Linked DNA regions of Homo sapiens: region 1 is linked to region 2. A link is a contact called in ENCODE Hi-C data. All regions are on one chromosome and are shown on one strand. Each heading gives the region's core, a stretch centred on a gene start or an enhancer-like site at or near the end of the contact. The rest is flanking DNA. Distances are from core to core; before and after follow the strand shown. Region 1 has its middle 60 kb from the start of CACNG4. Region 2 overlaps PRKCA (protein kinase C alpha).

What was found. A loop is a pair of places that touch in the nucleus more often than their neighbours do.
Region 1: a map with no recorded cell type shows a loop between it and region 2 (2.7-fold over the local background). The contact joins two enhancer-like sites. A Hi-C loop is called at or near these places in 1 of 37 single-sample maps with no recorded cell type.

The regions. Positions count from the first base shown.
Region 1 is chr17:66,902,431-66,906,501 of GRCh38, reverse strand. No RefSeq gene overlaps it. Among named protein-coding and RNA genes, the nearest start is that of CACNG4, 60 kb to the left of the region's middle. Within about 2 kb of position 1,306, at least 15 of the 41 ENCODE cell types and tissues checked have a DNase peak (open chromatin) inside an H3K27ac peak, as active enhancers do.
Region 2 is chr17:66,457,442-66,461,579 of GRCh38, reverse strand. The region is part of intron 2 of PRKCA (protein kinase C alpha); the gene reads right to left. Among named protein-coding and RNA genes, the nearest start is that of PRKCA-AS1, 43 kb to the right of the region's middle. Within about 2 kb of position 1,664, at least 12 of the 41 ENCODE cell types and tissues checked have a DNase peak (open chromatin) inside an H3K27ac peak, as active enhancers do.

The DNA of each region.
Region 1 (4,071 bases), core at 57-2,556, 450 kb before region 2:
CAATGGCGGAGTGAGTGACCCTTCAACGAAAACTCAGTTGCAGGCGGCACGCAAATTGTGCCAGGACGGAAATTAGGTCAGACAAATCTTATTCCAAATCTGAGGATCCTTCACATGTTGGCCTCCTGGTTTGGGGCAAGTTATTTGGATTCTCCAAGACTCTGTGTTCTCATGTAAGCAGTTGGGGAAAATAGCCACTGTTTCATCAGGCCGTTCTCTACCTGGTAGAGAAAGACATTAGGCCCTTGTGAACTGGTCTGTCTGGATTGGGAGAAGTTTGGAGTTGACCGTTTTTGTTGTTGTTGTTGTTGTTTTCTTTGAGACAGAGTCTCACTCTGTCGCCCAGGCTGGAGTGCAATGGTGCGATCTTGACTCACTGCAACCTCCGCCTCCTGGGTTCAAACCATTCTCTTGCCTCAGCTTCCCAAGTAGCTGGGATTACAGGCAACTGCCACCATCCCTGGCTAATTTTTGTATTTTTAGTAGAGACGGGGTTTCACCATGCTGGCCAGGCTGGTCTCGAACTCCCGACCTTAGGTGATCTGCCTGCCTCGCCCTCCCAAAGCGCTGGGATTACAGGTGTGAGCCACCACACCTGGCAGGAGTTGACTGTTTTTATGAAAAACCGTGCTCATCACCCCTGCCCCCTTTAAAAAATGCCAAGTAACGGGCACAACAGTTATCGCCTGCATTTTCACCCCAACCATAGCCTCCACCCCTTATGTTCTTCCACTCTCCTGCTTGCTATCCTGGGCTCCTCTTAGTTTCTCAAGCCCACCTCAGAGCCTTTCCCATGACAGTCCCATGAAATCCTCTGTCCAAGACCTTTCCTTGGGGAGCCCTCACTCATTCATCCAGGACTGGGCTTAAGCATCATTTCCTCAGGGAAGCCTTCCCTGACCACAGACCCCACTGGTCAGCAAACCCTTTAGGTCCCCTGTTCAAATTCGTATTTATTTACTCAATGTCTAGCATTCCCATTATTTGTTGAGTGATAACGTGCTGGTGGAAAATATCTCAACGTTGACGTGGTTTGGCTTTTAGCCATGGACAGGCTCCAGGGCGCCAAGATGGGCTGCATCAGAACAGCGGGGGAGTTTGCTCTGCCCCAGAATATGCCAGAACCTGCCAGAGCCTGCATCTGTGCACTGAGGGTTTCCATGCCAACCAGCTGGGCCCTAGTGAGGGGCACTTGATTCCCTAAATGGCCCCCCAAGTCAATGACAGGTGTGCCTCTCTGAAGTCGGGAAACTTGTTTTGAAGTCATGGCTGGTGAATTCATAGAGCTGGATCTTTACTGTTTAGAAATTCATTCTCAAAGGCAGAAAGACTACAGGAAGTGAGCAGCACATTCCCAGATCCAGGGGCAAGAGCTGAAAAAATGGGAACTCTGCCAGCAGTAACTTGCTATCAGCGAGTCCTCTCCCACAGTCCCAGACACAGGGGCTCAAACCCTGTGCCCGGGGCCTGCCCCCTCCTGGCCTCTCCTTCTGTCATGGCCCTTCTCTGACCCCTTCCTTGTTCTTAGATTGTACTGGCACTAAGCGAAAGCTTTTGGAGGCGATTGCTAGATTCTCCACATTTTTCTTCTCCTTAGCTAGAGAAGGTGAAATTTCCTAATGATCTACAATGTTCTCTGGCTACAGCCATGCCTCTGTACATGTTTGTAGCTTAATTATCAGCCAGAGCCTCCTGATGGCAATGTCCTCCCGGTGGGACACACCTGCTCTGCATTCAGAAGCTTGGCATTTGGGGTGTGTGTGTGTGTGTGTGTGTGTGTGTGTGTGTGTGTGTATTGCAGCTATCTTTTTTTTTCCCTAAAAATTTTCTGTCCAGGTAAGTGTGTTTGAACTGCAGTGGGTTTTTGGTGTTTCTTCTTTTAAAAAAATCGATTTAATTTTAATTATCTTTGGTTAATTTTAATCATCTTTGGGGCTTCTGTTAGTCCTCTGGCACTGCTGCAACACAGTACCATAGTCTGGGTGGTATCTAAACAACAGACATTGTTTCTCGCAGTTTTGGAGGCTGGAAGTCTGAGATCAGGGTGCCTACGTGGTCCGGGGCTGCTAAGGGCCCTCTTTCGGGCTAAAGACGGCTGGCTTCTCTTTGTATTCCCACTTGATGGAAAGAGGGGTCCATCTTTGGGGTCGCTTTAATAAGGGCAGTAACCCCATTCGTGACCCAGTTGCCTGCTAAAGGCTCCATCTCCTAACACTGTCACACCAGGGGTTAGGATTTCAACACAGGAATATTGCAGGGACATTCACATTCAGTCCATTGCAGGCTCCTCTCCCAGAGGAAATCCCCTTCTCTCATAGAGCACGTACCAATGACTTCAACCAAGAAGCAATGTAGGAATGGCCTCTCTTTCTGTCAAGGCGTCTATGTGTGGGTCCATGCCGGCCGACTTGCATCCCTCCCCTCTGCCCTCACTGCTGCCCCCAGGAGCTGGGCCAAGATTGTCCCGGGGATGATTCCCCCTCTCCCCAGACTCCCTAGGGTGTGGCCTCTGAGCCTGGCCATGAATGCTGCCATTGCCTCCCTCTGCCTTTTGAGGACACCAGGAATCGGCGGGCGGGGCTTCTGTGTTCTGAGTGGGCAGAGGCAGGTGACGCTGCTTCATGCCATCCCTGCCCTCTGCTCCACGCCTGCCAGCTCCAGAACCTTTCCTGACTCCCCTCCACCATCCATCTATCCACCCTATGGCCTCTGCTTAGTCTCTGCTCTTGCTCAGTTCTTTGAGTCAAAGCGTCCTGCTGGATTCTGGATTTCCTTTCCAGCTTCCCATTCTGCAGCCTGAAAGCCTTGATGTGATTAGGCTTTATGTCCCCACTCAAATCTCATCTTGAATTGTAATCCCCATAATCCTCACCTGTCAAGGGAGAGACCAGGTGGAGGCAATTGAATCATGGGGGTGGTTTCCCCCATGCTGTTCTCTGATAGTGAGTGAATTCTCGCGAGATATGATGGTTTTATAAGGGGCTCTTCCCCCTCGCTCGGCACTTCTCCTTTCTGCCCGCCTTGTGAAGAAGGTGCCTTGCTTCCCCTTTGCCTTCCACCATGACTGTAGGTTTCCTGAGGCCTCCCCAGCCATGCTGAACTGTGAGTCAATTAGACCTCTTTCCTTTATAAATTACCTAGTCTCGGGCAGTTCTTTATAGCAGTATGAAAACAGGCTAATACACCCACCCTGCTCCAACTGCATCTCCATCTTCATCTCGAGTTCCCAGCCCCAGCATGTTGCTTCTTAATAATTTGCCGATTACACAAACTGTTAGTCCTTGGCTTGGTCTGTGATGAAAGAAACTCCTCTGTTGAGACACAGACCTTTCAAGAACTGTGAAGGTATTAGCTGACATTTACTTTACTCTTACTCTGTGCTGGGCACTGGCTAAGAATCTTATAGGGCTGTCTTCCTTGAATCCTCTTGCAGCTCATAAAGTTGATTCTTATTATCCTTTTGTTAAGTTAGGAGGAAGAGAGAGGTGAGGTGAGTAGCTGGGACCCCAGAGCTAGCACATGGCAGAGCCTTAAACCAAGTCCAGTCCTCTGACTTCAGAGCTTCCAAAATTAACTGAGAGATGTGCTGTGTCCTGAGAGCTGAACTTCTCCACGTGGCTTCGGTCAGTTTCTCACACCTGTGTTTGGACGGATCTGCTTTGAGATTGCCTACACTATGCTACGTTACAATACACGATGAGGTGCAGGGTTGATGCAGACAAAGCAGAGGGCTGGTCTCCATCTTCACAGTCTCGTGTGGGTTGAGAATTAGCAGGTCCTGGCCTTAGGGGGCTGCCCTCCAGCCCCCTGGCCCCACCTGGGCTCCCGAGTGGCCCCGACTCCTGTCCCAGCCCAGCCTCTCTCCCTACTCCTTCCACCATCTGTACTACTGCTCAGCAGACTTTTCTCAGAAATGAAGCTGGCTTGCCTGACCTCTGCCTGAAATGTCTTTTGGCTCCCTATTGCCTGTTGGATGAGGTTCACAATCCTTCGTCTGGAGTTCAAGGGTCTTTTGTCTCTGGCCCCAACATATGTCTCTGGTCTTTAAGCTCCAGCCTTAGGGAACTTTGC
Region 2 (4,138 bases), core at 415-2,914:
AACACAAAATAAGCACAGAATTAGGAGATAACTAGGGGAATTATCATAGCACTGAAATCTGAGGTCATTTCCTCATTTTTGAATACTGGAAAATGAAGGATATTTGAAACTGTTCACCACAACTCAGGTGACACGGGCACTCCACTATAGAACATCTCACTATTGCTAAAAATTACATACCTGTGCTTAAATGTGCCAATGACATATGCTGGTTGAGACTGATCAAAACAAGTCTGGAAGAAGTCTGGTTAGAAGAACAGGTTTTTTTACATACAGATAACATGTTAGCAACTTGAATATTAAATTTGGCACATGAACTTTTAAAAGTATTAGGATTGGGATGTGATTTTCTTTTCTTTTTTTTTTTTTTTTTTGAGATGGGGTCTCATTTTTTCACCCAGCCTGGAGTGCAGTGACGTGAACATAGCGTACCGCAGCCTCGAATTCCTGGGCTCAAGCAATTCTCCTGCCTCATTCCCCTGAGTAGCTGGAACTACAGGCGTGTACTATCACACCCGGCTAATCTTTGTATTTTTTGTAGAGATGGGGTTTTGCCTTGTCGCCCAGGCTGGTCTCCAACTCCTGGGCTCAAATGATCCACCCGCCTCAACCTCCCAAAGTGCTGGGATTACAGGCGTGAGCCATCATGCCCATCTGGGATGTGCTTTTCTAAGGAAGAAACAGACACAACAAGACAACCTCAGAGAAGGTGGCTCCACATACTGATGTTTTATAAACCTGTGTCTGCGACCAACCTCTGGGGTAGGAGCTGGGACACCTGAAGTCTTCAGTCCCCGCTTTGCTAGCCTTACCGTTTCCTGCCTGTCAAATAATGGGGACGCAGTTCTGCTTCCACAGCAAAGGAGACACTAAGCTGCTGGTCTGCCCCATCAGCTGGCAGGTTGGCACAAAACCCAGCAACATTCAAAGGTGCAATTCAGCTGGTTCTCCAACTAGGAGGGCAAGACAAGGTTTTATCCCACTAAAACGTAATGAGCAGCAGAGGCCAGCTATAGAGTGATTTTAGTTCTTCTCCCTGTCTGCACTGCTGCAATTCGGAAAAAATAAAAACGCACAAAACACCAAAAAAGTAGTGTGAGAAATGGGGGTAAAGGATGAAAGGGGTGGACTTACAGGAGGTGGCACGCCTTCGCTTATCAACCCTGGATATTAAGTATGCCTTTTCCCCCCTCTATCAAATGCAAACCCTTTCACATACTTTGAGTTTTAAAACTAGTTAAAATCTGAAGGAGCTATTTTTAAAATATACATAATCATATAGTAATAGTAAGAACCACGACTTCAGCCATATGGATCATACACACACAGCCCACATACCATTCAACTCTGCTAGGCACTTCTAAGTCCACGGGCAATGACCTTCATAGATTTCATAGGCGGAATTCAATACCTTGCGTAATAATTGAAGTTACAAATGCCCAGTCCGTTAGACTTACTTAGAAAAAAACAACACAACTCTGTGGGCTTCCTATTTCAAAAGCTGTGTGGGCAAGGAGCAGAAAGCAAAGGTTAATTTTGCAAAAGAAATCAACTTTGCAAGAAAGGCTTGCATCCAGTGAGCGGGATGGAAAACTGCTTTCATGAATGATTCATCCTTCGAGACTGCGGATGGATTACTCAAGGCCTGCTGATGTGGCCCTTCCTGCACATGTACCATGTAACCCTGACAAACACCAGCTGGGAGGCCACATCCCTTCTCACTTGGAAGTACTAAAAAATAAAAATAAAAATAAAAGTAAAAAGATCAGAAAGCAGTAGAGAGTGATACTTACGCACTGAACGAAAAAGAGCAACAATGCCCCAAAATAATTACTTACTTAAAAGCACCCCCGATGGAGTCGGGTCTATAAACACAGTAACGATAAAGAGAAAAGCCTCCCAGTGTGCAACCATGGGTCTCTCTTTGCTGCTTAATAACAGCAAGGAAGAACTGGACATAGAACTTAGCTCTCAAATCAAGCGGAATCTCATTTATCTGGCACTTTTAGAGAGCAAGGTGTTCCACCAGAAGAATTTTCCAGAAAATAGAAATTTGCCCCACATTTACAAAACTTTAAAAATAATTCTAACCATTCATATTTCTGAGGGATTCTACTATATACTTTTTTACCTTCTTCAACGGAGGTAGAGAATCTAATTTGATCTTTCAGTGCGTATTCATCATGTGTTTTGTTTTGTTGTTGTTATCGTAGTTCCGTCATCCAGGCTGGAGTGCAATAACATGATCATGGCTCCGTGCAGCCTCAACTTCCCAGGCTCAATTGATCCTCCTGCCTCAGCCTCCTGAGTAGCTGGGACTACAGGTGTGTACCACCACCTCCAGCTAATTTTTGTATTTTTTTTTTTTTTTTTGAGACAGGGATTTGCCAGATGGCCCAGGCTGGACTTGAACTCCTGGGCTGAAGCAATCCACCCACCTCAATCTCCCAAAGTGTTAGGATTACAGGCGTAAGCCAGTGTGCTCAATCATTATCCCTTTTTTTTTTACTTAACAATACCTGAGTGTGTTCCTTAGTGGTTCAAATCCCAACTCCATTACTTCATAGCAGGGTAAACTTAATCAAGTTACTTTACCTCCCTCAGCCTCTACGTTCCCATCTGTAAAATGGGGATAACATGCACCATGTCAAGTGGTTGGCACACAGTTAGCATTTAACAAATGTTACTTCTCTCCTTCCCCCTTTTGCCTTTGCTTTCTCCAATGACGTACTGGGAAGGTCGGTAACCAAATGTGTAAGGAATATTACAGTAAGACAATTCTCAGAAGATTCTGAAAGGGGCAGGGCACGGTGGCTCACGCCTGTAATCCCAGCAGTTTAGGAGGCTGAGGTGGGCGGACCACCTGAGCTCAGGAGTTTGAGACCAACCTGGCCAACATGGTGAAACCCCACCTCTACTAAAAATACAAAAATTAGCTGGGCGTGGTGGTGCATGCCTGTAGTCTCAGCTACTTGGGAGGCTGAAGCAAGAGGATTGCTTGAGCCCAGGAAGTGGAGGTTGTAGTGAGCTGAGAGTGCACCACTACACTCCAGCCTGGGCGACAGAATAGAAACCCCGTCTCAAAAAAAAAAAGGAAAATAAAGAGATAAAAAAGAAGACAAACCTGAAAGGATCTTCAAGGCACCCTAGCAGTGTTGCATATTCTACTGGGGGGTCTTAAGACCCCTGTGTCCATTTTTGTTTAACTCCAGCGTCTAGGCTGTGTTCCAGGAAGCTGTAGACTTTTTGTACCTTACTTCAAGGTTTTAGATATAACTTTATTTCAATGGCCTAAATAGAAAGCAGATTAATTGACATAGCAACTACAAGATCCTGACAAAAGAAGGAATGCCTCACTGGCTGATTCTGCGAAATAGGCTTTCTTTCATGTTCCAATAATAACTCAACTTTTAAAAATTAAAATCAGTATACCCTCATCCACTAAGTGGTTTAGAGCTCTCACTTACACTGCCTAGTTTGGGAAACTGCTACTTACACAACATGACTTTGTGAAGGTCATACTCCTTATGTCAGGTTGCTTGCTCCAAACCAATTTGGTGGGTGGGAGATGACGGAGATTCTGATATACAAAAAGAGCCCATGAGGATATCAGGCTTCATTTTTCTACTCTGTAAAGATTGAGGTCTGCAGGAGTACAGCAGGTGACCCCAGCAGCACACTCAGCTAGTGATCATGGCTGTAGTAGTCCGTTCTCATGCTGCTAAAAAAGACATACCTAAGACTGGGTCATTTATAAAAGAAGAGGTTTAATTGACTCACAGTTCCGCAGGGCTGAGGAGGCCTCAGGAAACTTACAATCATGATGGAAGGAGAAGCAAACATGTCCTTCTTCACATGCTGGCAGCAAGGAGAAGTGCAGAGCAAAGGGTGGGAAAGGCCCCTTATAGAACCATCAAATCTCATGAGAACTCACTATCACGAGAACAGCATGGAGGTAACTACCCCCATGATTCAACTACCTCCCACCAGGTCCCTTCCACATGGGGATTATGGGAACTACAGTTCAAGATGAGATTTGGGTGGGGACACAGCCAAACCATCTCAATGGCTAACCTCTCCAGAGAGCTCACAGCGAGCCAGATGCTGTGTTCTATATGCATCTCACATCTTCAACAGC